Linked DNA regions of Mus musculus: regions 2, 3, 4 and 5 are each linked to region 1. The links are chromatin loops, found by intact Hi-C in ENCODE. Cell type or tissue: heart. All regions are shown on one strand. Each heading gives the region's core, and the rest is flanking DNA. Links, peaks and the distances in the headings are about the cores only. Region 1 holds the start of Gm42073 (a long non-coding RNA gene). Region 2 has its middle 19 kb from the start of Ttc1. Region 3 holds the start of Il12b (interleukin 12b). Region 4 has its middle 68 kb from the start of Il12b. Region 5 overlaps Adra1b (adrenergic receptor, alpha 1b).

Region 1 (5,891 bases), core at 548-5,547:
TGGCTTGTGTGGGGATGTAGGTCAGGGGTAAAGAGAGGCCCACAGTTCCAGCCATAGCACTGAAAACTATAAAGAATGCACAGCTCACTTACAGACAGGTGGCTTATACTGCACCTAACACCTGACTTCATACCAGCCTTTGCTCAAAATCACTAGAGCCTATGTTGCCCCATTTGATCTTTGCCACAGCCAATGGGGAAGGCAGAACAGTTTCCTTTTTGGTGCTCTGTAAGGAGGAAAGACAAAAGCATGGCTGAGGTCACTTGCCCAAGGACCTCCTTCCTGACTCAACACTTGCAGTTTCTTCTCAAAGCCTTAGAGGGGAAACCACAGCCAGAAGCAGAGAGAGGAGACCCCAGAACAGCTAACATTACATACTCATGTCAAAAGGAGGAGTAAGAGTAGATGGCAGAAGAGGTGAAGGGGAAAAAGGAGGAAGGACAACTACTATTGAAAGGCGTTTAAGTTTCGTGAGGAGCTCTGTTGTTATTTTGTTGGACAGATCTCGATACTACCGTATTCTACAGAAGACCTCACTCTCATTTCTAGTCATGCATGCCTAGCTTTCAGGTCTGAGAGTGGCCTGCCCTTTCTCTTCTAATGTCATGATCCATCCTAAGTCTTAGATCAATCAAAGAATCTCCAAGGGGTTCTAAGTTCAAAATGCTTGACATTCACACTAAGACCCACATGATTCCCCAAAACTATTCTAAAACTTAGACTTTTACATAAATAGCTAAGCATTTACTCTCCAAGGCACCTCTTAAGTTTTTGATGTACAAATACTTTAGTAGAAACTTGTATTATAACAATCTGTATCATAAAATAGTTCTGTTGATGACTTTGTGGGAGAAAATTCCACATAGACTTATTCACCATTCATGGTTAAGTCAGTGCTCTGTCGCTGTGACAAAGTACCTGAGATAAACAACTGGGTATCTGGAAGGGTAACTGGAGGTGTCAGCAAATGGCCAGTTGATTGTACTGTCTCTCCGTATTTGACAGAGATATGCTGGAGAATGCTGCTTACCTGTGTAGGCAGGAGGCAGAGTTCGTGTCTTACAGCAAAACCCAGCTTCCGTATCTAGCAACCTATGGCTTCCTTTATTTATTAGGTCAGTACCCTTAGAGTCTGCCACACCCACTCCAGTCAACTCTGTATGACAGGCCTAAAGGCTTGGATGCAGTCCCAAGGCAAAGAGTTTCACAGAAACTTAGCCTCCTGGAACCTTGGCATTCCCATAGTAAGAATGCTCCAAATTTGTCCCTGTGATCGTGTGGAGGGTCTTGCATGCTTTCTTGCATATTTTACTGGATAGGAGTTAGAAATCTCAGGGCAAGCTTAGCGAAGTATACATTACAGTCTTCATTACAGTCAGGTATGGCAGAATACATTGTGTATTAGAAGAAAGTCGGTGAGTTCTTCTGACAAATGGAGATTCCCTACAGATACTTAAAAGAGCAGCCAAATTACTCCCAAATGCAAGAATTTACCATGGCCTAGGAAGAAGGAGGGTTGTGGTTTAAGGAAGAACTACAGTACTGCATTATTCATGAAAAGGTCTGCTAGAGCAGAACCCCCTGGTGCAAGCTTTCACAGGGCTCAGAGGAATAGCATAAATTGTGACTAGGGTGTGAAATCCTCACCTGGCCCCTTCATTAGCTGACTCTAGATAGGGCTGATCTTATCTCAATTGTAAACACTGCCTGGTTCCTGACAGTCTTTTGTATGCATTTCTCTGTTTTGTGTCAGATAGCTTCAATGTACCTTGGCTGTTGTGTTACCTAACTTCTTTGTTTTCTTCTGTAATGTTTAAGTCTGATGCTCACTTTGACAAATTACAAATTACACCCTTTTCTCCAACTCCTGCGCACCTGTACTGGGACTCTGATTCTCCCACAGAATTGAGGGGCTGACTGAGGCAGGAGGCCGGTTGCTTTCTCAAGGCCCTGCCTCTGAGCACCGGGGTCCAAGTGTTCAACACATGAGTTTTGGGGAAAAAGTTTTGAGAATCATAATAGTATTTTACTAGTATTAATTACAATTAAATGATACTAAGCATTTTTTACAGCTTTTCTAGTCTCTTGCCTCTGTGTAGCTCTACCCCAACAGATGACAACTAGTTCACTTTCCATAATTGAACATGCTTCAGTTGCTTGCTATTTACCTGCTTGTTCGCCTATAGGGGAATAATAGGTACTACTACATATAGATACAAAGAATTCAATATCCCAGTGTTTGCTAATGCAAACTTAAAGGGCTCCTGGATCTCAAACCACTCTCTGAATGTAAGATTTCAAGATGGTATATAGTCATTAGACTAAATGTACACCCCTAAATATCAATTATTTTAATCTTGGAATTATGCCTGGCAAAAGTAAGATTTATGAGATATACCTTTGAACTGTCAACTGTGTGTCACAGAAAGAAGTCTTAAGAGTTAGAAGGTATAAAGGGTCTCATACAATGTGAAATTATTAATTACACAAAGCTCAAGATCCCAAATGGCCTCAGTGGTTAGTAACATACTGGCTCCAAACTTTGGTTGGAGTGCCACCTACTGGTGGGAGATGTAAAACCCCACCTGGCTAAATGTGGTTTCACGTCTGTTAAGAATGTGTTTGTTCTTTCCTGACCCAGGTTAATTAATAACTTATCCTTCATGTGCAGCTCACTGTGAAGTATGAAGCCCTTCTCTGTTACTATTTGGAACAATAAACTGTCATCACACATGGAAAATGAAACTAACCTTAAATGTTCTCTCTAGTCTAGAACCGGGGAGATGGCAGGGCCTGCATATAAACATGAGGACCTACCTGTGTTCAGATCACTGGCACTCACAGGAGCTAGAGGTCCTTCAGTGAGTAGAATGCTAGCCATCTGCGTACTAAAGATGAGAGGTCAGATCCCTAGCACCTACACACAAGACAGATGGCAAAGTCTGTAATCCCAGCACTCAGGGGATAGAGACAGGTAAATTGGCTTAGATTTTTTTCTATCTGATTCATCAAGAGACCCTGCCTCAAGTAAAGTAGAGAGCTATCAAAGGAAGTGTCCAATGTCAACCTCTAGCCCCCATGTGCACCCACACATCCACATGAGGAAAAAGCCAAACAATACAAAATGAGCCTAGCATCCTGCACTGGGGATGCGCACAGGACTGAGCCAGTCCTGGGGAGGCAGATCCTGGTGTATCAGTAAGAGCAACTGAAAAGGACAAAGGCAATGCATACATGAATAAACACGTAAACATTCTATTGGCCCTTAAATTTTCTTCTGAAAATTCCCAGATGCTTAAGAAACATTTTAATAAATTATTTTCATTACGCATGTTATCTAGCTGCTAAAATCATTTTGAATGTATAATGATATACACAGAACAGCACACATACTTGTTTGAGATCATAGTTGCAGCTGGTCTCCAGCTCTAATTCTTTCTGCCTCTGCATTTAATTTTCAGAGGTCCTTGCCTGAACATGGTTGGTGAACTGACAAAGAGGTAAAATATTTGAGACATTATAAAACAGATAACCAATGTTTTAAGAAAAGATATTTATTATTTACACCACTGAAATAGTCCCATAAGAACAATGTACACCTGTTCATTTAAAAGGAGCAATTCCTTTCAATACAAGAACTGTATAAAGCAATACTGTCAACATAAAACAACAGTCACATACATATTTGCAGGCTTAAGCATTGCAAGTATCAGGTATTTTTAATCTTATGGCTAGATGTTTGCTGCAACGGTGTTAGCAGTTACAATGACACCCGACTGGAGTAGGCAGAGATGCTATCCATGCTTCTGAGAGTCGAGTTGGTGATGGTGCCTTTTTACTACTGTGGTAAGCTGTGCTCATGACTAGTTTTAGGCAGAAGTGCTTCTACTCGGCCTTGTCCTGCTGTGTTATTTCAGTCTGCTTGTCCTGTCCCTGTCATGTAGGGCACAGCCTTACCACGCAGATGTCCTTCATTCTTAAGGAGCACTGACACAACACAGCTTCAGGATCTTCTGAGTAGACTGCAGGAGAGAAACTCTGACAAGGAAGGACAACTCTTGCGAGTTTTCAGCATAACAAACCAGGTCGTTACTTAGAAGCTGGTCTGGGGTTTTTGGTGCTGCTTTTGGTTTTAAGGGGGAAAGCACTAGCTAGTTTGAAGACAGATTTGGTCTCAGACTCAGGCAGATGATTATACAAGGAGACAAAAGCAGAAAAGCATAAGACAAAACTCATTTCCAAAGTCACAAGATGGCAATCGTAGATATATTTTTCTCCTTTTTTCATTTTCCTTTCCTTTTTCCATTTTTAGAGGATTTGGGAAACACCTCAAAAATTAATGCCAGAGAACAATTCTTCAAGAGTAAATTAACATAGAGGGAAGAGAACTTTTTGTTTGTTTGTTTGTTTAGCACTTTGTTTACAAAGCATTGGAAGACCACAGCTAGGCAGGCTGGCATCTGCTTCAGTGTCCAGCACAGCCGTGGTAATGCCTAGCAAAGAAACAGAGGTCCACAGACCTCCGGATCTTCAACTCTGAGTGTAACTGCTAACTACTGTCCTTGCTTCTTTGATAGATACCTGCAGGAAATGAGATAAACTCGTCAAAACAGAATCAGACTAAGCTCAGTAAAGCAATATACCTCTCATGCCAAAGGACTTATTTCAGGGCAGACCTTTTAAGATGAGTACAGTTTGTAATTACTTGTGGAGTGCTATGTTCCTCGTATTTCTCAGGCACAAAGTGAAGCGGGTCACCAAATCAGGCTGCTCAGATTTACAATTAGCCTTGGGAGGTTGTAAGCACCAGATACCACATCACACTGCCTACGTCCCAATATTACATAGAGTTGCGATTTCTAATTAACTCAGAGTTCATCTAAAGATCTAATTTTTCCTGCATATAGTGAAATAAAAGATACTAAAGGAGGGCATACCTGAATGCACACATCCCACACATAAAATATATTAACAAAACAAAGAATAAAAGGACTCTAGTCAAAAACATAGAGAAGGCTGTAGCTCACACAGAGACCTTGCCTTAAAGAATCATGGTGGGAGGAGTAGGGAATTCAGAGAGTAAGCTGATTACTGTCCCAAGTGACTCCAGCTTCTCAAGTTCCTACTACTGGAATATTAAAGACCCGAAGGAATGTGGGTTTATGAAAAAGTTAGGGGTTAGAGGAAATACCTTTGAGGGGACTCCAGTAGACTGAAAAAGTGGTTTCAGACTTTTCCCACCTTATACAAAATTCAGAGCACAGTTTGGCACTGCCAGTGTGTTTTCACTCATTGGTCTCAAGAGTAAAGCGACATAGTTAGCAGTTACCTCTCCCAGTACTTGTGATTCAGCTCCAAGAAGTCATCAAGCTTAGCGATCTCCTTGAGGTACTGAGTGAGCTTCACCAGTTCCTTGTCTTTATCACGGTTTAGATGAGCTTTCATGAAAGGCCTTATCTGTCAGAAAATGAACAAATCTCATCAAACTTCATCTTGTGGCAAGAACGTTAACAAAAGCCTGTGCTACTCCGCCATTTCAGTCAGTTGCTGAGGCTAAAATACCAGTGCAAGTGACTCTCCTACCACCTAAGTTTCTAAGAAGTCATGGGTATTATTTAAGCTCTTCCACCTACCTATTCTCTCTCAGCCTAACTGACAGCACAGCCTCTCTTAGCCTGGGGTCTACACAGCCACTTCTCTCTAGCGATGCTGCTCACACTTCGCTTCCTTCCGTCACCTGAGTGCTCTCCACTAACTCATTTCATTGCCACTGTCTATTGTGGACAGAGCCAGCCGAGATCTGAGCTTGGCCTGAGCACAGCGGGGTTATCTTTCCCAGAGCACTCTCTCATGAGCTTTCTTTATTTGCTGTGTGCCTGTGCATACCATAT
Region 2 (5,891 bases), core at 324-5,323, 690 kb before region 1:
ATGCCCCCTGCTTCTATGAGGGTGCTACCCCAACCACCCATCCACCCACCCCCACCTCCCTAGCATTTCCCTTTGATGGGGCATCAAGCCTCCACAGGACCAAGGGCCTCTCTTCCCATCGATGCCAGATAATGCAGTCCTCTAAATTAATAGCCCTTTTAGATCTTGTGGGTTTGTTTTGTTATTGTTGCTATCACGTGTGTGTGTGTGTGTGTGTGTGTGTGCATGCATGTGCATGTGTACATGTGCATGCCACAAGGAGTGTGTGTAGAGAAGAAGACATCTTGGAGATACTGGTTCTGCTTCCACCATGAAGGCCCTGGGGGTTGACTTCAGATTATCAGAAAACACCTTCACCTGCCAAGCCGCCTCATCAGCCTGGCCATTAGATCTATAGAGCTCAGGCTGGGAATAAACATCTTGAAAATCTCCACTTTGAGTGGCTTCTGGAAATGATAAGAAGAAATCGGAGTGTACTTGGACTCTTGGGTCATTTCTGCCACACTTGGTTTTCACGGGAACCAACTCCATCTGCCACATCCTCTTGGAAGAGTAACTAAGATCAGCAGTGTTAGTAGCTATCTGGAAACACTGTTTCTGGAACATTCTCTCACCTCAGGAGGATAAAGTGGAAGCTGAGAAGTTGTGGCATTCACTGTCTTGCAATTGTCTTTGAGGGATTCTGTAATAGAGTCACTTCAAAGTCCCCATAATTCCTCAAGATCAGACAAAAGTTCTCGGATTGGAAGACAGATCTTCCCTCCTCAGTGATAATTTCCAGACCACAGGCCTCTTTTTGGATCACCAGGACAGTGACATAGTGACATGGCTAGGATTGGAAGCAGCTGCTAACAACCTGAGTCTTAACCAACATTTTATCCACAATATATATATAATATATATATATTTTACAATCTTGAGGGCCATAGCTTCTGTTTTCAATTCCTGGGCAGTAACATCAGCAAGCAACACACGGCTCAATAGCAGTGTAGTGTTGCTCAGATGTCAGCAGTTAGTATATCCACAGCAGGGCCTTTTCTGTCTCTACAGCCTTCTACTAGTTAAGTAAACTTCATATCATCACTTTTCCATTAAATACAATTTCTTTCTTTCTTTCTTTCTTTCTTTCTTTCTTTCTTTCTTTCTTCCTTCCTTCCTTTCTTTCTTTCTTTCTCGAAACTCAGAAATCCACCTGCCTCTGCCTCCCGAGTGCTGGGATTAAAGGCGTGTGCCACCACGCCCGGCCCTATTTATTTCTTTATTTGAATTCTGAAGTTAAGTCTATCTATGTAGCCCAGGTTGGCCTAGAGTTCACTTATACTCCAGGTTGGCCATAAATTTGTGGTAACCCAGACATCTCAGCCTCTCAGATATGAGAATTATAAGGAAGCCAAAATCCTCCTCTGGCCCCCTGGGCATCTCGCTCATGTGTACCTATGCCTCCAGCTTTAGTGATGTGCACCTTATTGGGGTGGGGTTGACCCACACACGGAGAGTTAGCATTTTCTCAATTCAACAATCAATGTGAATATCTTTCTTCCTGCACAGTTGGACCACTGCCAAGCTTCTGACCTTTTTAATGTCCACGTACAACCTGAACTTCACCATCCTTTGGAAGGCACACAGACTGAACCTGATGCTTCTATCTCAGCACTTTGGAAAGAGGGGGAAAGACACGATCTTCCTCTGAATGTGAGAAAATGTATTGAAATGCCTTACGTAGTTTTTGCTTCAATTAGAAGTCCCAAAAGGATCAAACATCTTGGCAGCTGATGCTCCATTGATGGATGCTAAAAGGAAAAGTTCTGTTTTCTTTTTAAATTAAAAGCACTTATGTGCAAATAAAAAGTATCAGCCAAAAATAAAGGTATTAATAAATTACACTTTGTCAGAATTAAATATTCCTGCATTTTAAAGGACATAATTAAGGAATTCAAATACACGGTATCAACTAAGAGAAAAGAACATATACATAAAAGGAGTTGCATGTTATGGAAATAAAAAGAAATCTTTAAAAAATGATTGGATGTGTGCACTTGAGTTTGGGTACTTGTAGAGGCCAAGAGAGGTTGTCAGACATGAATGCTTGGAATTGAATCTAGGTTGTCTGAAAGAGCAGCAAGTGCTCCCAACAGCTGAAATATTTCTCCAGTTCCAGAAATAAGGAAACCTAACATCTCAGCTTGAAATAATATATCTTGCTAAGATGAAAATATCTATTAAAAATGAGCAGACTTGAACACACCATCAAAAAATGTATGGAGGGCAAATAAGCAGATAAGACATTTGACGGTACTAGTCATTAGGGAAATGCAAATTCAAGCCACAGGAAGAGTACCACCAACCTGTTAGAATGACTACAATTAAAGCCGACTAATGCTCTCGGAGCTGGTGAGGAAGCAGAGTAACTGGCTGTCTTATGCCTCGTTGGCAGGAAAGCAAAGTGGCCAGGCAATATTAGAAACAGCCAGGCAAAATCTGGAAAGTTGAATATGCATCTGCCAGATACCCTGGCAATATTGCTCAAGAGACTTTGTGTGTGTGTGTGTGTATGTGTGTGTGTGTATCTACAATTCATAGCATTATTAGTCAGACTCAGGAAAACTACCTCTTTTCCAGAAAAATATCCCACTCTGAGTAGTATTTGGAGGGTTCCTAGACTTGTTGAAGCTAACACACAGATCCCAAGTTAAGTACCCTTAACCTAGGATTCCAGAACATTTCCCCAACTGAGAGTCAAGGGAAGAGCTGCAGAGAAGATCCAAGCTGAATTGCAGAGCAACGTTTCATTCGCGTTGCTTACTCGTATTGGACAGCAGATGGCGCGCCCGCCTGCCTGAACGCCGGGCAGGTTGCACTCTAAGAACGCGGTGGCGCGCGAGGGGGCGTGGCGCAGTGCCTCTCACCACCTCGTCCGAGAAACAGCTTCCAAGTGTGCGTGGAGGAAGGACGCCAGATTGCAGGTGGCTAGGAGCAGCCCCGGGGGGCCCCCCTCTGTATTCCTTCCTAGCGTTGAGCTGTAGATGCGGCGTAGCGGTGGAGAGATGCGCGTCCCTCAGGGTGCTTGGATGCGGTGTGCGAGCAGAGCTCTTGGCAGTAAGCACAAACCACAGAAACCTGACTGCAAATACTTCCACATGCAAAGGAGGAAACCGAAACCTTCCTGCGTCATTTAAAAGGAACGAAAGCTGGAGATGTAGTTCAGTGGTAAACTCTTGTCTAGCTTACGTGAGTGAGGGCTAGGTTCAATTCTCTGTACTGGCAAATTCAAATAAAATAAAACCAAACGAAAAGCATCCAAACAACTCTGTTTTTTTTTTTTTTTTTTAACCTTCTTATAGAGCGGTCTTTCCCCTGCACACTAGACTTCTTCCTTATTGTGGGCAGTGTGGTACAGGTAAACTAAGAGAAGCTTGACTGAAGACGCGTAGGGCTTGTTTTCTCAGCTGCTATCCTTGGCTCATCCAAGCAGGAGGGTAGAAGTTAGAGCCTGAAAAGCAGAGAGACGCTCAGCCTGGGCAGAGAAGAAGAGACCCCTCGAACTTAGTACTGGGGAAAGTGAGTCCCAGAAGGCAGTAGGCATTGTAAGGTTACTCAATTGGTTGACATGTATATCCCTCCGAATAAGGATGAAGGTGTCTGGTGTGCAGGCAAAACAGTGTTTTGTAGGGGGATCAGGGTTTCTAAAAGCCAGTTGTTTTCATGGGGTCATAAATTAGCCCAGCTCCTAAAGCAATGATGCTTTGCAGCAAGGGTTCTCAACCCGTGGGTCGCGACCCGTCTCGAGAGTTTGACTAACGTTTTCACAGCGGTTACATATCCAGATATCCTATCCTGCGTATCAGATATTTACATCACGATTCATACCAGCAGCAAGATTACAGTTATGAAGTAGCAACGAAAGTAATTTTATGCTTGGGCTCATCATAAAGCAAAAAACTGTATTAAGGGATTCCAGCCTGAGAAAGGTTGAGAAACACTACTCTAGCGCATTGCTTCTCAGCAGCCTGCCTGTGATTTCAGCACCAGGGAGAGGCAGAGGCAGGAGGATCACCTTGGCGTTCAAGGCTAACTTGGGTGAGTTCCAGGTCCACTTGTGCTAAAGTGTAATGCCCTGTTTCTGGTGGGGAAAAAGAAAAGATTCTGGCTCATGATCAACTGTGCCTCAAGAAGAAGGATGTGCAGACCAGATGCCCGGGTCTTCCATTTCCTAACCCAGTCGGGAGGAATGGGAGGTGGGATAAGTCCGTATTCTAAATAAGCATTCTGATTAATCCTTCCATCCTCCTCAATATTTTTAAAATAATTACTTATTTATTTTATGTATATGTATACTGTAGCCATCTTCAGACACACCAGAAGAGGGCATCAGATCTCACTATAGATGATTGTGAGCCACCATGTAGTTGCTGGGAATTGAACTCATGACCTCTGGAAGAGCAGTCAGTGCTCTTAATTGCTGCGCTATCTCTCCAGCTCCATTTTCCCCAATTTTTGCTTGTTTTACTGTTTTGCTTGAGGCAGGGTCTTGCTATGTAGCTCAACTGGCCTAACCCATGGACTAACCCATGCTACCCTTGGACCTCTGATTCTCCCATCTCCCCGGGGCTGCCAAGGCAAGTCTATACCACCACACTGGAAACTCGGAGTGTGAGAACTAGGGCCTTTTGGTAGTTCAGATGAAAGAGAGCCAGGTTCTGAGTTCCCAACTCTTTCCAAAGTTGATTTTTCTGCTACAAATGGTCAGATGTGATCCTGTAATCCCAGCATTTGGGAGGCTGAAGCAGGAGGACTTTTGTGAGTTGGAGGCTAACCTGGACTATGTAGTAAGTACCAGACCTTTTTGCGAGGTGGCTCAGCCACCCTGCTTGATGATTAAATTCTATCTCTGTGACCTACATGGTAGAAGAAGAGGGCCAACTCCTACAGACTGTCCTCTGACCTCCATATACTCATGGTGCCATGTGGGCTATTCTCTTATATAAATGAATGAATGAATGAATGTACAAACTCACAAATAAAGAAGAAAAACAACAAAACAGGTCCAGGACTGGCTAAGTTGGTAGAGAGGTTGCTAGCATGTATGAAGTCCTGGGTTCTATCTCAGCCCAGAATAAACCAGACCTGGTGGCATTAACCTGCAATCTTGGGAAGGTGGAGGCAGAAAAATCAGGAAGCCAAGATCATCTTCCATTACACAGTGAGTACCAAGCCAGCCTCAGTTACTTGAGAACCTATCTCAACACCCCATTCCCATTTTGTTACTGTTGGTAGTCCTGATCTATTTTAATAATATTAGCTGTGTGTTTCTTAAATGTCTCATATTTCTTTATTTCCTGCATCGGCTCATTGATCCTTCATATCATTGGGGTATAGATGATTATATGTTACTTTAGTTTTATATGTGAAGCACTCAGGGCTTAGGAACACCAAACCTCAGCAGAAACCAAAACCAAAATCAGCTAGCCAACCACAACAGAAACCACTGAGACCCGGGAAGGGTGTCCAACCAAAAAGGTTTAGATTAGTGACTTTTAAAAGCTTTGAAAGATAGGCGCAAGTATCTCATGGGGAATCTTTCAGTCACTGTGACCAGATGCTTGGTAGAAACAACTTAGTGGAGGGGGATTCCTCTTGGCTTATGGATTTAGAGGGGTTAGTTCATGGCTACATGGTCTCATGTACTCAATCAGAAACCATTGTGGTGTAGGTATATAGTGAGGCTGCTATGCACTCCCTGATGGATGGGAAGTAGAGAGAAGGAAAGCCAGGAAGAATCTGAGTCAAGATGCAGTCCCTCCTCACACGCCCCAGTGATCTAGGTCCTACCTCTTAATTTCCACTCCCTCTTAATAGTGCCATCTAGTAAGAGTCCATTAAGGATTAGACCT
Region 3 (5,891 bases), core at 566-5,565, 55 kb before region 1:
ACTTGTATGGCCAGAAATGTTCTACACAGGAGTGCGCTCGATTACATTTGAAGGAGAATCATGATCTGATCCTAAATCTGCCTCTGAAATCTAAATTCCTAATCACTGCCATTTCTATGTGACTCTTTCAGACATGTTTTTAAATGAGAAACAAGAGATATGGGACTGGGGAGATGCTTCAGTGGGTAAAAGGGGTAAGAGGTTGACACAACAAAATGTGCCAGTAATTGTGGTATTGGGGAGGGGCAGATGGGAGGGTCCCGAGGTCCAATGGCCTGACAGTTCAAATCCATCAGCTCCAGGTTATAAAACTAGGATGGTGAACTAATGAGACGCCTCAGTAAATAAATGTGCCTACCTCCAAGTCTAACAACTTAAGTTCAGTCCCTGGGAGCCACACAGTAGGAGAGAACCAACTGCTACATGCTGTTCACATAAGTGTGCATAAACACATACATATACGCACGTGCACACATGTGCGCACACACAAACACACTAAAACTATATGATTTAAATTTAAAAAAAACCCACTAAGATGAAGAGCAATCAAGGAAGCCATCCCACATCAATCCTGGCAACCGTACATGTCCTCAGTCACACACATGGATGTACACAGCATATGAACATATATAAAAAGAAACCAAAGCTGGGCATGGTGGCATACGCCTTTAATCCCAGCCCTTGGGAGGCAGAGGCAGGCAGATTTCTGAGTTCGATGCCAGCCTGATCTACAAAGTGAGTTCCAGGACAGCCAGGGCTATACAGAGAAACCCTGTCTCAAAAAAAAAAAAAAAAAAAAGAAAAGAAAAGAAAAGAAGAAACCAAATATTTTTTAAGAATGATACATGTTAGTTGTAGACATTTTGGAGAAAATAGGAAGCCAAGCCATTGAAAATAAATACATAAACAAACAAACAAACCCCGAAAATCATCTAGTCACACGCTGACTGACACATGCACTTGGGGTGTTTTCCCGGTCTGAGCTTCTGTAAGGAAGCAGGCAGGAGCAACAACCATAGCCTGCGGGCAGACACATCTTTTGTAAATGATGGACTAAGAAGGAAGATTTATTTCTCATTGTCTGATTACCTGATTTCTTCCTTCTATGTCAGCACAAACCACCAGACTTACCTGGCCAATACCTATGATTTATGGCCTCCTAGTTGGTCTATCCACTCCTCTGTGATCAGGGCTCTGTGCCCAGCTCAGCTTTCAGTCACTGTAAGTATATTCTCCTCGGGAAGACTAGATTACAGTTGTCCAGGGGACTGGAAGAAAAAGTTCTGGGAGCTTCTAAGACAACTTTGCTCTTAGGAGAGATGCACATGATAAAAGCTGTCTCCTCTCTTTTCTCTCTCACTCCTTCCTTTACTCCTTCCCTCCCTCCCTCTCTCCCTTTCTTCATTTCTCTCTGAAACACAGACACACACACACACACACATACACACACACTGAATGTCATCCTGGATTATCTGTTATCTGGAAATATGGAGTCATCTGGAGAGAGAAGCTAGTTGGCAGACTAAGCCAAGTCTCTAACTGATCCAGATGTGGAGTCAATTCTGTTAGGTCCAGCAAGAGACCAAAGCCATGGATGTACTCACTAAAGGCTGCTGAAGGGCTGCAGAGATAACTGAGTGGTAAAGCTATCGACTAACATGTGGAAAATGTGTGTTCATAGAAACTCTTGTGGCTGCTTTTGAAACTTGGGTCGTGATATAATCCAGGCCTGTTCATTTCCCAACCACTACATAAAAGGAATTTTCAGAATCATCATATAACAAGATCCTACTTAAACAACCAAATATATACAGGGGGCACAGGCGGCTCAGAGGAACACACATCAAAGCACAGGTAATGTCTACTGCCAGGAGTCTCTATGTCAAAGCTTCAGCTTCTTATTCAAGGTGTATTTTGCTTTGGAGTTTTTGACAATAGCAAGGATGCATGTTTTGCTTTGCATTGTCTGAAAACTAATGTTTTAAAGCACACATGATTTATATTGTATTAGAAAAGTATACTAAAGGCTTATAGCCATCTTTTGATAAGGGAAGGGGCCTTTTGGTATTACATACATACATCTGTACGTACGTGTGTGTGTTGGGGGGGAGGGGTTCAATCACAGCCAAGTAGCTTCAGCCTGATTATGAGCCACACTGTTATTCTGCACATCATTCCCTTGTGTCTTGTATTCCTCTAACTGTTTTTGACCTAGCCCCAAGAGCTACCTCAAGCCCCCTCCCCCCCCCCTAGCCTTCCCTCCAGCTCCAAATAAGCCCATGGAGCTATTCTTCGGCCCCATATTGCTTTGTTCGGTTTTCCTCATGAAATCGCTTTCTTGTGGCTCATAATGATAGCTTGTCTAAGCTCAGGGGACATTTGCATGAGCTTTGCATGTATGTTGTCACAGCTTGTCTCAGCTCAGGGGACATTTACAACCCTGCACTGCAGCAGTGAGGCTAAGAGGAGTTATGTACCTTGTCAAGATCCAGTTCCTCGAGAGGCCAAAGATGGTGCTCTAACGAACTCCCGATCTGTCCTTGGGAGAGATGGGCAGAGGTAACCATGAGCTTTGCATGTAGGGTCAGTGTGACCAGCAATCTTAGTCACAGAGATTATGGCTGTCCTCAGAGATCCCCTAAAACTAGCACATTATTTTTTACTGCTATTTCACTATGCAACGAAACCTACTTTGTTCACTTAAGAATGATCTTGTATGCAAAACCAGTTTCACTCGAAGCCTAGGAGTACAGGGATGCCACTAGCTAGCTTGCTGTGACTGATGTCTCCACCCTCAGTTTGAAGCCGATCAGGACCAAAGAGGGATTGCAGCTGGGCTGCTGGAGTGAGGAAGTGTGTGGCTGGGAAGCTCCGCAGTTCTCTCCCCCTCCCCGCGCCCCAGGCAGACTGACACTTGGAAGAAAGTTAGGCCGGAAATCTACACCGCCCGAAACCTGACAGGGTCCAACCTCAGCCCTAGGAACTTCCCAGGAGGCGGGAACCCAGGCCAGGGACAGGAATGGAGAAGCGGCGGGTTGTGTCCCTTGCGTCCCAACCGCGAGGATGTCCTCGCTTCGCGCCCTCTATCGGCGGCTCTGAGAGTGGCTCTCATCTGTATGCGAACTGGATGTGCAAGAAGAGCTAATATTTCTGAGCACGGATGAGGAAGGGAGGTAACATCAACTTACAGGATTGCACACCTCTTTGCAATTTTAAACTCCTCAAGAAGAGAAACTACAAAGGGTTTATAGGACCACAGACACGTTATTACTGAAGTGAGAATATAGTATGGGTACCCAAAAGAGTGACCTTTGAATCATCTGTACGCTTGCCTATGTCTAGCTCAGTTCATGCTGCTATCAATCCATGAGTAAGGACCTATAAGCATAAGAGACGCCCTCAAAACACTATGACTTTTATTAGTTATTCACCTCCCCAGAGCTGTCCCTGGATACAGACAACATAGGTATGAGGTAGGGGGTACGTGGAGCCAAACAGGAGGTAATACCTTCTGAATTTAGATGCTAACAAGAAAACATGGGGAAAGGTGGCCCAGATACACTAGGCCCTTTATTCTTTGGGCCTGTAACACCTACTTATTTGATTGTGGCATGAACCATGAACTCGGTTTGGGGCAAGTCCTTCCTTTTTCTGCAGTCTGTGGAATCGGGAGAGGTTAGCCATTGCCGCCTCTATTCACCTTAGGCATGATGTAAACAGAAATTAGTATCTCTGCCTCCTTCCTTTTTCCACACCCCGAAGTCATTTCCTCTTAACCTGGGATTTCGACGTCTATATTCCCTCTGTATGATAGATGCACTCAGGGAGGCAAGGGGGGGAGGGAGGAACTTCTTAAAATTCCCCCAGAATGTTTTGACACTAGTTTTCAGTGTTGCAATTGAGACTAGTCAGTTTCTACTTTGGGTTTCCATCAGAAAGTTCTGTAGGAGTAGAGTATATAAGCACCAGGAGCAGCCAAGGCAGCAGAAGGAACAGTGGGTGTCCAGGCACATCAGACCAGGCAGCTCGCAGCAAAGCAAGGTAAGTTCTCTCCTCTTCCCTGTCGCTAACTCCCTGCATCTAGAGGCTGTCCAGATTCAGACTCCAGGGGACAGGCTACCCCTGAACCAGGCAGCGTGGGAGTGGGGTAAGTGGATTCTGGGAGCATCTCGGATGGCTTTCCCCGCTGGTGGAAACCAGGGGCTTTGACGACAGGGGCTTCAAATAGTCATTTAAAAAGTCAGCTAATTACAGATGTGATGGCGCACACCTGTAATCTCCAAATCTGGGAGGCAGGAAACAGAATGCACAGGAGTTTAAGGCCAGATTCAGCTGTGTAATGAGTTTGAGAGAGTCTCAAAAAATTGAGCTACTAATAATATGTGCCAAGCATTGTGGACAGATGTGTATTTGATAGAAAGGTTTGCTTTGTCTATATAGACACATATACTATGTGCATTTTCTTAAGTATTAATGCATATGTGTTAAGGAGTGTTGTTAAAATTCTGTTCTTGCCTTAAGAGTGAAACTTAAAAAAAAAAAAAGCCTTTCATGTACCCCTTCAAGCCTAAGCTCATCACTGAATGTCCTACCTGTGATGGCCTTTAGAATCAGCTATGATAATCAAAGTGGAGAGCTGGGTTTGGGGGTTCCTTTGGATTTTAACTAACTTTGCCACCTCTTCAAAACTGGAAAGCCCAAGGCATGTTCCAAACTATTTCCTAAAGGGTTCTAAAATCTGTGAGAAAGGGAAGGCTAATCTTCATGGGTTGGCTTCCTCTGCTTGCCCAGGTGAAATCATGAGCACCAGATGGGGCAGGGTGATGGGGCAGGGTGACATCTTGCTTTCACCCAGGGATCACTGAGCCTCAGCTGGGGGCTCCGTTTGTTCAAGCAAGGCATTTCAAGATGAAGTTAGGTCACCCCCAAGAATTCATTTTGCTGAGATCTGAAATACTGTGATTATTGCACCAACAATCCATGGACTCTCTCTAGGCTAGATTCTGGATATAAGACTAGACAGATATGACCTCTGTCACACACCTCGGTATGGGAAAGGGGGGACAGACATTAAAGACGTAATCAAATGATTGTCATTTCAGCGATGCTGAAGGGGAAGAGTAGCTATTTGGGGTCCTGTTTTCATTTGGGGCTCAAGCTGGCACTTTCTGTGGATCATTTCATGAACTCCTAACCTGACAGAGTTATTTTTAATCTAGGAGTACAGGCTTGACAAAGTCAACACAACTTGTCAAGGTCACATAACTAACAAGTGGCAGACTGAGGTCTGTTTGGCTGTAGAACCAAGGCCCTTTGCCCGTGCCCTCCTTGCCATCCCTGACAGCCACGCCATCTGTACTGTGCATTGTTGTTTCTGGGCATTTTTATTTTTACATATCATTTCTCTTTTAAATTAAAGAATAACAGAATGAAACTTGCAAAAGGGATGTCCACTCAGGCACCCGCTGGCAGCAATGTTTGGAAGCATTTGCATGCTCTAGGGAGCTAGAGTATCCAGCCCAGGGTTCCTGTGCTCTTTGCACAAGACTTTCAGGACTTAAGAAAACTAATGAAAACAAACAAACAAACAAACAAACAAAAAAGAATTGTTAAAACATAGCATATGGAAGAATTGTGGAGTGAGAGGGAAACAAAGCCCAGCATCTGCCAATCAGCCTGAAAGCCAAAGCCTGGCTACATACTGCACACTTTTTTGCTTGTGCAGATTTGATTAAGAGGCGACCTGCCATCATCTCCACCCTCTGCTGGTCTTCTATGATCTAAGATGTAGGTGATGCCGAAATGAAGATTGTTCCTTGGACCATTGCCAGGGCTCCCTTCAGCCTGAAATATGGTTCACGTGTGATGCTCAAGTGCATCTGAGGCTGACA
Region 4 (5,891 bases), core at 503-5,502, 120 kb before region 1:
CAAAAACTATAGAAGGATGCTCTTGGGGATCAAGAGCCAAATACCTAGAGCTTAGCTGTGGTGGAGCTTGGAACATTCACTATCCATCAGCAACTGCTGTGGTGGGGCAGGTAGGGAGAAGTAGAATCCTAGAGACTCATATGGCAGAAGAGTGCCAAGCAGCAGGCAGACTGGGGTAGGTTCTCCTGGCTGGCTCTATCAGGCACCAGCCCATGAAAGCCTTTCAGGCTTCTGAAACCTTGTCTATGACCAGGTGCCTTAAGGGGCTGGGGAGAAAGGCAGGATGACAATTACAGAATCGGGGAAGAAAGAAGAACCAATCACGAAGCAGAGCAGGCTGGGACGGGATCCTCTCTGGTCCCTTACTTGCTGGATTCTAAACTCATCTCACACTTTGTTATAGTTTGGTGAGAGAGATTATGAAATATTTTTTTAAAAAAAGGGGTGAGTAATGTGATCCCTAGGAGGAGGAGAAATAAATCTGGGTGTGGTGCACAGACACAGTCTTTTGTCAACATCTTAAACCTTGGGAATTATTCCAGCTGTCTGTGGATTAGATTGTGGGTAGATCGAGCCCACACTCACAAGACTGAAACAAGATGACTGCAGCACATCTAAGGCCAGCCTTGGCTAGCGTGGGCTAGAGTGTAGCACTGCTTCAAAAGAGAAGAGAAGAAGGGAGAAGGGAGAAAGAAAAAAGAAAGGAGAGGAAAGGAAAGGGAACTCGTTCTGCTACCACAGTCCCACATCCCCGACATCGGAGCCCTGGCTGTGGCTGGGTGGCTGGCTGGCCTAGATCCTCCCAGGGGTTAGCAGTATTTTTCTTTATTGGTGATGGACATGAGACTCTGAGATGACTGCCACCCTGCAGAAGCTCTGGGGTTCTGTAGATGGCATTTCCTATCCTAACCCTGCCTCTAAGCCACTGCCCTTAGCCAAGGCTGCTGCCTTGCCATGTTTCAGTTTCCCCTTCCTCCAAGTGCAGTTCATGACAGGTAACTCCTCTGTCTTTTGATGTCCCTGAAACAGAGGCCACATCTCTCCCCTTGCCTTTGCTGCAGGCGTTTTCTTCCAGGCCTTCCCCTTCCTCATCTCTCCCTCCTGAACCCTTAGCAGACCCCAGAGATCTCCCCACATGACACCACGGTTCCAGATGTTCCCCAGTCTCTGTCACACATGGCTTCCTCCTCCTCGTAGTCTTCTGAAGGGATACAAAGCTATCCCACAAATGCCACCTTAAGAGCAAGTTATCATTTTGTCGCATGTTTGATTACTGGCCCCTTCTCCACAGCAAACATCAGAGTCACAGCTGGCTTTGGCTTCAGGTTTGTCGCTCCAGAGCTGTGTGTCCTAGGCATAGTTGTTGACATTCTCTGCCCCTCACTGTCCCCACGTGAAAAAGTGACATCATAAAACATCTCATAGGGTTCGTGGTAAGAAAGTGCACACAAGCCCTCCAGCACCGTGCCCAGCTCACTCTGTGTGTGCAGTAGTTATGCTAATTGGCACCGCCATTAGCTCTAATAGTTTTGTGTCTCCAGAGGCTGATACTTGAAGCTCATTCCTCTCCAGTTCAATGAGCTTCTAAAATACAATTCTTGGGGTTGGCGATGGCCCTAAGGAGATGCAACCCTCACAGGCTTTGCACAGCTCCTCTCCAGCATCTCTGGACAGAAGAGAGACAAAGGGAAGGATGAAGGATTCGATGGTGTTTCAAGGAGGGTCCATCCAGTCTTGACCATGAGCTGGGCTAACGCATGGAAAATGGCCAATATACACTGAAGGTTTTTCGAATGGTACCTAAGACCCTCAGGCATATCCTCCCTAGGATGCTCCTGACAAATGTGCAATGTCATCCCTCGCTTCTATTTCCTAGTCAGCACCTAATCAGGTGAATCACCCAGGGCTGCATAGCCAGAGCAAACAGTCCAGGTTCAAACCCCTGGCCAGCCTCACCCGAAGAGGTAGAGTGGGAGAAAGGGGGCACTTGCTCAGTCGCTAAAAGAACACACCCCCATGATGGGGCAGGAAAAGCAAGCCATGAAAATGTCCTGTTTTATTTATGGAAAATTAATTCAGCATGCAACTTCATTATATTGCCATTTCTCGAAACATTAACTCCCATCGATGCTGTGAATGTCTGGGAAGCTACAAAATGTCCTTTTTTTTTTTGAAAACCTCCTACTATCTGTAAACATCCAAATTTCAGACCAACCTAGATTTCCTTTTCTCTTCCCTTGACCAGTGGACTTTACATCTAGAAGGGTCCATGGGTCAGTGTGTCTTGAGGATGTTTCCCAGCAGCCTGTGAGCAGGAGGGGCAGAGAACACTTTAATCATTCGGTGAATTAACACCCCCTTTCCTCCCCCCCCCACCCCGCCCCTCGCTTTGGCTTTAAATGCCCAGCTACAGAATTATCGTCTCCAATCCTAGAAATGGTGGAGCAGTGTCTTTCTTTCTCTTGTCGGACATCGCCCTCTAGTGGTCAAGCCTATAAATGAGAAATAGAGAACCGAATGAACCTGAACCTATAGGGACCACTTCCCTCCCTCACTGCAGCTTTCTGTCTGCTCTCTCTTTTCTCTTTTTTCTTTTTTCTTTTTTCTTTTTTCTCTTTTCTTTTTTCTTTTTCCTCTTTTCTTTTTTTTAAATCACTGCTTAACAGCCTATTGTATGCCACGCAACAAGGAGTCCAGATGCATCAAGGATTCCCTGATGGTTAGTGACTGGCTTGCTGATGCCTACCCTGACAGTCTGAGGGGAATGGTCCAGATCTCAAGTCCCAGCTCTGTCCCTTAGAGCCTCAAGATCAAGCGTGTCAGTTCTACTTGCTAGACTTCTTTTTCTTACCCAGATTTCCCATTTCCAAAAGATATACTTTTACAAGTCTTCATTCTGTTTTCACGGCCAGCCCTGCGGGGCTTGGCTTTGACTCCTGGTTCTGACAGTGACCTACCTTATCACCTTGGGCAAACTGCTTAGCTGTTCTTAATATCTTTCTTCCCGACTGTGAAATGAGCACAATTCCTGACTTGCACACAATCATTCAAGTTCACGGCTGTGATGTAAGTGATATTCACCCTTGGGGGGTGGGGGGGCGGGGGGGGGGGGAGCTCACAAACATAGCCCACTGGCCCTTTCCCTTACTGAGTCAGGACTCTGAGGCACTTAACAAGCTGCCTAGGGGATTCCATCACATGGTAACCCCCAAGAACAAGTTCACTGGGCTGGACTGTGACTCTATAAACGTGGCTGTACTGAAAGGTGTGGTTGTGAAGGAGACTCCGAAGTTCAAGGTTATTCTTCACTGCTGAGTGAAACCTGCCTCAAAATACAAAGGAAGACAAAAGAAAGAAAAGGAGGATATGGTTAGAGAAGAATGGAGGAAGAAAAGAAGGAGGAGAAGGAAGTAGGGAAGAAGTGGGGAGAGGAAAAGGAGGTGAGAATGAAAGAGGAGAGGGGGAAAAAAGAAAGGAGGAGGGGAGGAGAACGGTGGAAAAAGAGGAGGAAGTGAAGGGGGATGAAGGAGAGGAAGAGGAGAAGGATGTTGGGAGCAAAGGAAAACATCAGGAAAAAGAGAAGAAAGAGGAAGAAGGGAAAAGGAGGAGATGGGGAAGAATGGGAGGAGAGTGTGGCTCAGTGGTAGAGCACTTCCCTAGCAAGCTCAAGACCCCAAATTTAATCCCCACAGAAGAGTGATTCCCCCCCCCCCCAATGTCCCTACTAGATTCCAATGCAGCTGACGTAAGGCAGAACCCAGTGCTGGGATTTTCAGGAATCCCTAGGTGATTCCAATACACAGCCAGGCTTGACAGACACACCAGTGATTGACATATGCTAAGAGCTTGACCAGTGTTCCAAGTCTCTCCAGGACAGCCATGTGGTGAGTGAAACGCATGTCGCATGTCGTTCTTCTTTATTGTTCTTATTTCACAGCAGCACCTCTCTGGGTGCCAGGTGACACAGACAGCAGTTACCACACTTAAACAAAAACACAGCGATTGCTGAGTTCAGAGGCAGCAATAATACCTCAGGCCAATTAGCATATTGCACTGCTGCCCCTCCCATTATGTAGAGAATTCCAAGCCTAGGGGCTGCAGACCCCACAGGGATTAGGACTCAGAGACTAACAACCGTGTCTTTCTCTTTTTCATACGAATCTAAAACACCTTCCATAATCTGTCTTGGAAAAGAAGTAGTGCCATAGAAACTTCTAGAAAAGTAATTGTCTGGTGAGACTACTTTAAGAATGCTGAGACATATTTGAGGCAGTGGGAACTTCCCTGACTCCCCGTGTCCCTCTGTCTATTTAATGTCTTGTAGTAAGACTGTGTGATTCTCCAGTCAGCCTCAGTTTGGAGCCAGCAGTCCCTGCTCCAACCAGTCCCCTCCTCTTGCTGGACCCCTCTTTGCCATGGTCTCAGCTGGCCAGCTGTTTCCAGCTGTGCAAGCAATGACAATACCTAACAAGGTTTTGAGCAGTGCACCTGCTGTAGGCTAGGACTGCACCTATTGTTACACAGGCAAGGATTGTGGAGGATGAAGGAAGAAGTCCTTTTCATATCCTGCAGCTACCCAACCCCCAGCTTCTCCTTAGCCCCTAGGAATGAGACCAGGAAAACCCATGGGAATCTTGTCAAACCACTCTGGGCTTTGAGGAGGGAGGAGGGAGGGCTCTGAACAGCCCACAGGAAACCAATAGCAACTCCCTTTTACCCTGAACTCTCTATGCCCACACACTTACCACAGCCACCTTTTCCTGATGTATGTTTTATCCCGGTAGTCTTCTGGAGTATAGAGGAGGGGTTAGGTATTTTTCAGAGACCCTTTTCCACTAGATGAAGTGATCTTCACCACCCACAGGTGTTGAAGAACATGCGAACCACCAAAATGGAGCATCCGAGGAGCCCACAGATAGACAGCCCAAATGTAGCCATACCATGTGCTTTGCTTGACCAGAAAATATTTTTGCTGTTATTGTTTGGCTGGCTGGTTTAAGGGTTTTTGTAAATAAAAGGATTCTGGACTGCAAGCCAGCTTCCACGATAAAGCTGGATTTCAGGGATAGGAGAGACATCTCCACATAGCAACAGCTGTGATCGTTGCTGCTCTGAACCTAATGCCCACTGAGCTACTCGATTCTTATACTCCTGCCCTGGAGGCTGTAAGTACACACACAGTCTTCCTCATCCATCCCCAGGATCAATCTGCTCCATCTCCAGGGCCAGGGGCTTCAATCCTAGTGCCTGAGCCAGGCTGGGCAGTGAATTGCCCAATGGAAAAAGCCCAACAATTGATGCTCCCAGGGCTGCTAAGCAGATTGAAGCCTCCAAGAGCAGTCTATGAAGCTACAACCCTGACCAGCCAAGGTCACCTGGAGGACAACAGCATCATTGATTTGTGACAGCATCAGAATCCATGGATAATTTTTTCCTTCCCATTTTCCTTATGTTTCCCCTTAATTTTCCCCATTTCCTTTCCTTTCTTTTGTTTATCACAAGGCTTTTTAAAAAATTCTGGCCACACAGAAATTTACCTAGGTAGCCTTCCCAAGCTCCAAAACCAATAACCTCCATACTGTCCGATCTCATACGTGGGAACCTGCGTCTTTTATGATTGCCTGTCTATCTCCCCCTTCCCACTTCCTTAAATATTTCTCAGCCTCATTGCTTTGCATTTTGCTCTGTGGCCTCAATCCTTCAGCCATGCAAGCTTGCTCCAGCATCTCTGGCACTCAGCCTGTCCTTGTTATTATTAATAAGACTGAAAATGATGGCTCATAAATATGATCTTGACTTCAAAGGGCTCTTATGCCACCAACCCAGGGACTCAGAAGAATCATCCATGTGGGGTACACAATGGCACCAGAGGTTAGAGATTTGTCCACAAT
Region 5 (5,891 bases), core at 259-5,258, 670 kb before region 1:
TGAAAGCAACACAGCCTTTTTTCTGAGGATAAACATGAAACCTTGCCTGGTGTCAAGCCTGTTGAAGATGGCAGTGAATTGAGCAACAAATGGATCCTTCCTTTTAAGGACTACACAGAGCACAATACCGCTAATGGCAAGTGTTCTCCTAGGCCATCTTCCACACTGTGAAGATTGTGTTCAAGACCCTGTGCTGAAACTTTGTTAGAAAGCACCCTGTTATGGCCATAGCCTTGTAAAGTTTAAGCAAAGACCTGAGGATAGATTTTCTCATGCAAATCTGGAGTCATGTGCAATTCATTCTTGTGAGTATAAGGCATTCTTTCCTCTCAAGATAATTTGGGCAGTGTGAGAGATGAGTATAAGGCGGAATTCAAATGACCTGGCCTGGTGTCCAGAATTGGCTGTTGGACTTTAGAAGTGTTCATGAAGCCTGCTACTTTCTCATCTATCAAATGCGAACGGTAACTGTTTCATAGAATCTTCTTTTGAGTATGTGAGAGTAATTATGTACATGGGGTAAGGTGTAGTGACACACATTGAAAATCCCAGCTCTCGGGAGGTGGAAGTAGGAGGAGCAGGAGCTCAAGGTCATTGTCAGCTACATATTCAGTTTCAAGGTCAGCCCTGGCCACAGGAAGCCCTGTTTCAAAACACCACCACCACCACCACCACCACCACCACAACCACCAAAAATGAAACAGAAATGATAAAAAGGAAGAAGTAAATGAGAAAATAGAAGGAAAGAGAGGACCATGTAAAATTCTTATTATTTGCTCTGACACTTTTTAACCCTATAACAAATGATGGGCCTTTTGAAACGCACGTGGTCCGCATATCAGTGGGAGGAGGATCCCAGCTCTTGTAAAAAAAAAAAAATCTGCGACTTTGCGCTTCTATAAAATGGTTCAAGAGATTTGCTTGTGACCTACTTGTAGCCTCCCATGCATTTTGCATCTTCCTTAGGTGACTGATAACAAATCAATAACTCAGAATCTCGCATGATATAAGTGACGCATAAATGGCTGTTATACTGCGCAGTGTTTAGGGAAGAGCGAGGGAAACAAGTTGCATCTCTCCAGTAGAGCTTCGACCTTTGCCCTCAAATGTCTATGCAAATTTATTCTTTTGTTTATTTTTGTGCTAGGGGCCACATGCCAAGGAGTAGGTATACAGTTCCAAGGGCATCTTTGGGGAGTCAGTTATCTCCTTCTTCTACGTGGATCTGGGGTACTGACCTCCTGTAACTGTGCCTAGCGGCAAGCCCCTTTGCCCACTGAACCTTCTTCCTGCTCCACTCTTAATGCTTTTAACGCAGGGTTGGTTAAACTCTCGGATGCAGGACTGGAGGATACAGAGGGCCAACACAGCCTGCCCAGTCTTCAGCCTCCATCAGGAACTCTGCTCTGATCTACTCCAGTCAAGTCAGTGTGGTTTCTTTATCCCCCACCCTGCTGAACACATACAGGCTGGTCCCATTTGGCCACTTAGTTGCTTGTTAATATTGTCAAGCTATGTCCCAGGGCTGGCTGAGGCCTTGTTTACTAACTAGATTGTAAATCCCTTCTGGACAGGAAACATTATTTTCATTTCCCCTCCAGATTTATATATTTTCTTATAAAAATGATAATGCTGAGTTAAAATGACCGGTTACAAAAATAAATGTATAAAAGAATAAAAAAAATCTTTCTCCAGTCAAGTTCGGAGGACCAGAGTTAACAGTTGTGGTTTTCTTCTGTGATTTTTTTTTCCTTAAATGGGGTCCAACTCCACCTCTCTTTCCCTAAATTGCTTGGCTCAGTCACTTCTCCTTGTCTGGGTCTATATCGTTTCTTCACCCCGACTACTGCCATGTCACATTCCAATCTGGATGCATAGTAATTTCTTTAACATGTCCCCTAATGCCAGTCAAGCAGGTGATTGATCTCCAATATTTAACTGTTCCAATCTGCAGCGATTAAAAAGCCTCAGGCACTCGCTCTTTGCACATCTGTTTCTGTAGGCTAAACTCCCCTGTGAGGATCCTCTGGGCCAACTGTACTGTAAGCTCTGACAGCTAGCTGCATTGGCTTCTTAAGGGCTGTCCCAAGCTTCCCTCCTGCTGGACTGTGTGCTGTGACATCCTCCGTACATTGCCACTCTGGGTTCCTGTAGCTGTTCTGGTCTTTCTTGTCCCCTTTGCACTGTGCATTGTTTTCCTGTCTCTTCCTTCAGACCCTTGCATGGTACCACCCGATCTCCAGTAAGCACTGTTTCTAAGACAGAGCCTTCACTATTCAACTCTGGCTATCTTCCAGCTATCTGGGAAGCGTATAGACTGGCTTTAAATACATGGTCCTTAGTCTCCACAGTGGAGACGTACAGGCATTTGCCAGCATGTTTGTGTCCTGCGGTGATTTCTTCTATTGTTTGTTAACTTTTAAAGATAGACTGTCCTGTAGCCCAAGCTCATTATGTAACTGAGGGTGACCTTGGACTCTGGATCTTTCTATGTTTACCTCTCAAGGGCTGGGATTACAGGTGTGTGCCACCACATCCAGCATCCTCAGAAATTTCTGACAGGGAGTCGTGTGTGTGTGTGTGTGTGTGTGTGTGTGTGTGTGTAATTGTTTCAGGGTTAGAACCCTGAATATCCTTCCTGATATATCGACTTTCATACTGTCCCTAGGGACCTCAGGTTCTCATCAGTAAAATGGAGTTAGTAGAAGCAACTACATCCAGTGTTGTTTAGGATTGAACTAGATGCAACTTGTTAAGTCCATAGGGGCATGCTGTAAACCAGGTCTCTGCCCCACAATCAACTCCAAAGTAATAGTCATTTGCCACATAGTAATTACTCCTGTACTGATGGGTCTTGTAATTTCACCAAAAATCAATCAATCAATCATCAATCAGTTAATCAATCAAATAAACAATAAATAAAGAGGAAAAACCGTTGGGACCTATGCTTGATATCGTTACATATAATTTTGATTTAATTATTTCCCCATCAGTTTCCTTTCTTGGATTTAGTAATTCTAGCTGAGTACTTAGTATCCTCGAGAAGGCACATACTGCTCCTTGCTGGAGGTGGGGTTGGGTATGGGCTTCCCTTGGCTCACCACCAGGGGGCACTGTGAGTCCAGGACTGTTTGGCCCCTGGTACAGATTCCAGGAATATTTTGACTTCTTCCCTAGGGATCTTTACTCCCAAATCCTGCTCCCTGCCTCCACCCCAACACACATGAGGACTAAGGCTCTACTTGCTGGACCAGCCAATGCCCTGGTAGGGTACAGAAACCCATAGTTAATTGGAGAAGGTGCTAAGCCTCTTTGGCATGAGAGAAGATGGGCCATGTGGATCTTTTCCCCTGGGCAGATCCTTCCTCAGGAGACAGGAATAAGTACAACAGGAAAAGCAGGTTCCTGGAAGGCAGGTGCTCTGTGCTGTGGCTCAGGCTGCAGAGGGTTCTCTGACAGTGTCACTAACTCACTGTGAACGCTCCCTGGTCTCTGAGTCTGGCTCTGCTTCTTCCACTATCGAAGCAATTCCAGTGCTTCAGGTTCTGAATCTTAGATTGTTGAGCCTTGGCAAGTCTCTTAAGTATGCCTACTAAGTGAAGGAGGGCGACTCACTCAAGACCACTCAGCTTGGAGAGCAGCAGGTAGCCACTAGGACCCGTTCCCGTTGATTGGATCCAACAATGTTTGTGGAGCAGTGGAGTCAGGGATTTGAAGTTCTTTTCTGAGGTCATAGATGGGCAAATCTGCATTCTCAGGAATGGGGTGAGAGAAGATCCCCCCTCCAGTCCCTGAGGGAGCCGCTCAGATCCCTGGAACATGGGAGTTGCTTTCTGCAGGGATAAGGTGACTTTAGTTTTGCTGAGGGCTTTGTGCACAGAAAGCTCTCCCTAAGTTTAACTCTCATGGATGCTGTGAGCACATTGACGCACAGCTTTGGCTCTGCTAGCAGGCTGCCACCAGGAAGGGGACAGTGGTCGCAGTCCACAGGCAAGGGTTCTCACTAGAACGCTTTCTCACACTTAAGTCCCATGCTGGGTCCATGTGATCTCCGAGCTCCGGGAGCTGCATGAAACCGTCCTGTATTTTCCTCAGAAAACAGACTACAGCTGGCATGGCAGTTGTAAAAGGACCAGGAACTCTCCAAAGGCCGGGACTCCTGACCTACCTCAAGACTAGGTTGACTAATTAATGTCAGTCTGAGCCACCACTAACACAACGCTTTTCTTTAAATCCATTCACTTTTGGTACCTGAACTATGGGGTACAAGAAGGAGACAGGGAGATTAATAAAAAAAAACTGTATAAAATTTCCACAAGGAAACCTATTACTTTGTAGGACAATTAAAAATATATAGTCTGATAGATGCATACAAAAGATACTTTTGATTAAATGTTTGTAAGTGCTGAATCGTTACTTTAATGAGACATAAATTCATAAGCTATGCCTTTGTGTTTGTGCTGTATATGGTGTGTGTGTGTGTGTATATATATAATTTGTACACTCATGGAGGCCAGTGGAGGGCAAGTGCTGTCCTTTCTCACTTTATACCTTGTCCTATCAAGACAGCATTTCTCAGTGAACCCAGGGCGAGGCAGGTGACCAGTAAGTCCCAGGACATTTGGCTCTGCCTTCCCTTCAAGGAGTGAGGTTAAAGGTGTGTTGGGACCATGGTTTGACTTTTTACATGGCTGCTGGGGATTTGAACTCAGGTCTTCATGCTTGCATGGCAAGCACTCTTACCCACTGAACCATCTCCCCAGCCCAGAACTATACTCTTAAGAGAAGCTTTTATTACTCATTGAAAATATGAATCATTTGCTATAAATGGAAAGCCATAGTTAAAAAAAAGATAGAAATACAACATTCTTAGTACTTTTTGGATTGCTCCAGACTGGCAGGCCTCAGGCCTGCTCTCCCTTCCTCAGGAAGAAGTTAGTATAGGTAGAGATGAGTTGACATTTTGACCTTAAAGTGAGAGACATTCCTTTTTGAGGGACCTAAAGTATTTAAAGATGTGAACTGAGACTCCCTTTTGCCCTGGGAAGCTCAGTCCCTGGCACATAGTAGATGCTTCATAAATATTTGATCAATGACTGAATATCTAATTCAGAGATTCTTGTGCCATTTATAGCTGTAATTTGAAGCTAACACATAGACCTCGGAAACATACATCTGATTTGATTTGACCCGCAGTAGAGATATCCCTGGGAAACACTGTTAGTGACCCCATGGCCAATTCTGATTTCCTTGGCAGTCTTAGGATCATGCTTTTTAAGCAGACCTAATGAGACAGCCCTCTGAAAGGGCTGGGGTGGGGGATGAGACCTTAGCACTTGTGTGAGGCATTTCTATTATTTTCCTCTACCTTCTGTTGTGTGCTAGGAGGAGGAGGTGAGGCTTAGATAAGAAGGGATAACGTTGGGGAACAGATGTTCTCCTAGACCCAGCTACGTCAATTGGCTCTTAGGGGCTTTGAGTGATTTAGGAGGTTTGTGAAGTGTAAGGATCAAAGGCTAACACCCAGCAGGGCCCGTTCAGAGAGAAGCATGTTGGTTGGACATGTTCCAAGGAGGTCATCCTATAGGGTCTATTCCACAACTCTGAAGAGTAAGCACTAAACATTCAACTTGCTGTGAGCCAACGACACTCATTGCAACCACAGGGCATCCTTGTAGAACCACAGTTACTCTTTAACAAAATTCTTTCTTTGTACCAATCACTGGGCTAAAAGCATGACCCCCTTTTGCCTGTGTGGTGGTTAGTTTTAATTGCCAGCTTGATGCAATTCGGAAGAGAGCCTCAACAAATGACTGTCTAGAGAAGGTTGCTCTATTGGCATCTGGACAATCTGTGAGGGATTGTCTTGATTACATTAGTTGAGGTAGGCC

What was found. Hi-C counts contacts between places; a loop is a spot of excess contacts. Peaks named below come from ENCODE experiments on the same cell type or tissue, not always from the same donor. Only the 100,000 strongest peaks of a DNase experiment are listed, where the experiment ranks them.
Region 2: it touches region 1 in a loop (13-fold over the local background); 19 of 42 quality-filtered maps call a loop at or near these places.
Region 3: it touches region 1 in a loop (2.4-fold over the local background); 4 of 42 quality-filtered maps call a loop at or near these places.
Region 4: a loop joins it to region 1, with 7 times the contacts of the local background. A loop is called at or near these places in 11 of 42 quality-filtered maps.
Region 5: it touches region 1 in a loop (4-fold over the local background); 6 of 42 quality-filtered maps call a loop at or near these places.

The regions. Positions count from the first base shown.
Region 1 is chr11:44,451,035-44,456,925 of GRCm38, forward strand. It overlaps Ublcp1 (ubiquitin-like domain containing CTD phosphatase 1), which reads right to left. Exons shown (of 11, transcript NM_024475.5): 10 at 5,330-5,457; 11 at 3,537-4,581. The coding sequence ends at 4,554. It overlaps Gm42073 (a long non-coding RNA gene), which reads right to left and starts at 3,257. Exons shown (of 3, transcript XR_879809.3): 1 at 1-3,257. In heart, for the core only: a CTCF peak has its summit at 2,566 (motif pointing left); no DNase peak of the experiment used is centred there.
Region 2 is chr11:43,764,184-43,770,074 of GRCm38, forward strand. No RefSeq gene overlaps it. Among named protein-coding and RNA genes, the nearest start is that of Ttc1, 19 kb to the left of the region's middle. In heart, for the core only: a CTCF peak has its summit at 2,811 (motif pointing right); a DNase peak (open chromatin) is centred at 2,968; H3K4me3 peaks cover 546 bases; H3K27me3 peaks cover 1,853 bases.
Region 3 is chr11:44,396,078-44,401,968 of GRCm38, forward strand. Il12b (interleukin 12b) reads left to right here and starts at 3,986. Exons shown (of 8, transcript NM_001303244.1): 1 at 3,986-4,041. In heart, for the core only: a CTCF peak has its summit at 3,098; a DNase peak (open chromatin) is centred at 2,954; H3K4me3 peaks cover 578 bases; H3K27ac peaks cover 867 bases.
Region 4 is chr11:44,329,163-44,335,053 of GRCm38, forward strand. No RefSeq gene overlaps it. Among named protein-coding and RNA genes, the nearest start is that of Il12b, 68 kb to the right of the region's middle. In heart, for the core only: a CTCF peak has its summit at 2,492 (motif pointing left); no DNase peak of the experiment used is centred there; H3K27me3 peaks cover 1,316 bases.
Region 5 is chr11:43,780,827-43,786,717 of GRCm38, forward strand. The region is part of intron 1 of Adra1b (adrenergic receptor, alpha 1b); the gene reads right to left. Among named protein-coding and RNA genes, the nearest start is that of Ttc1, 36 kb to the left of the region's middle. In heart, for the core only: a CTCF peak has its summit at 3,095 (motif pointing right); a DNase peak (open chromatin) is centred at 3,135; H3K27ac peaks cover 774 bases.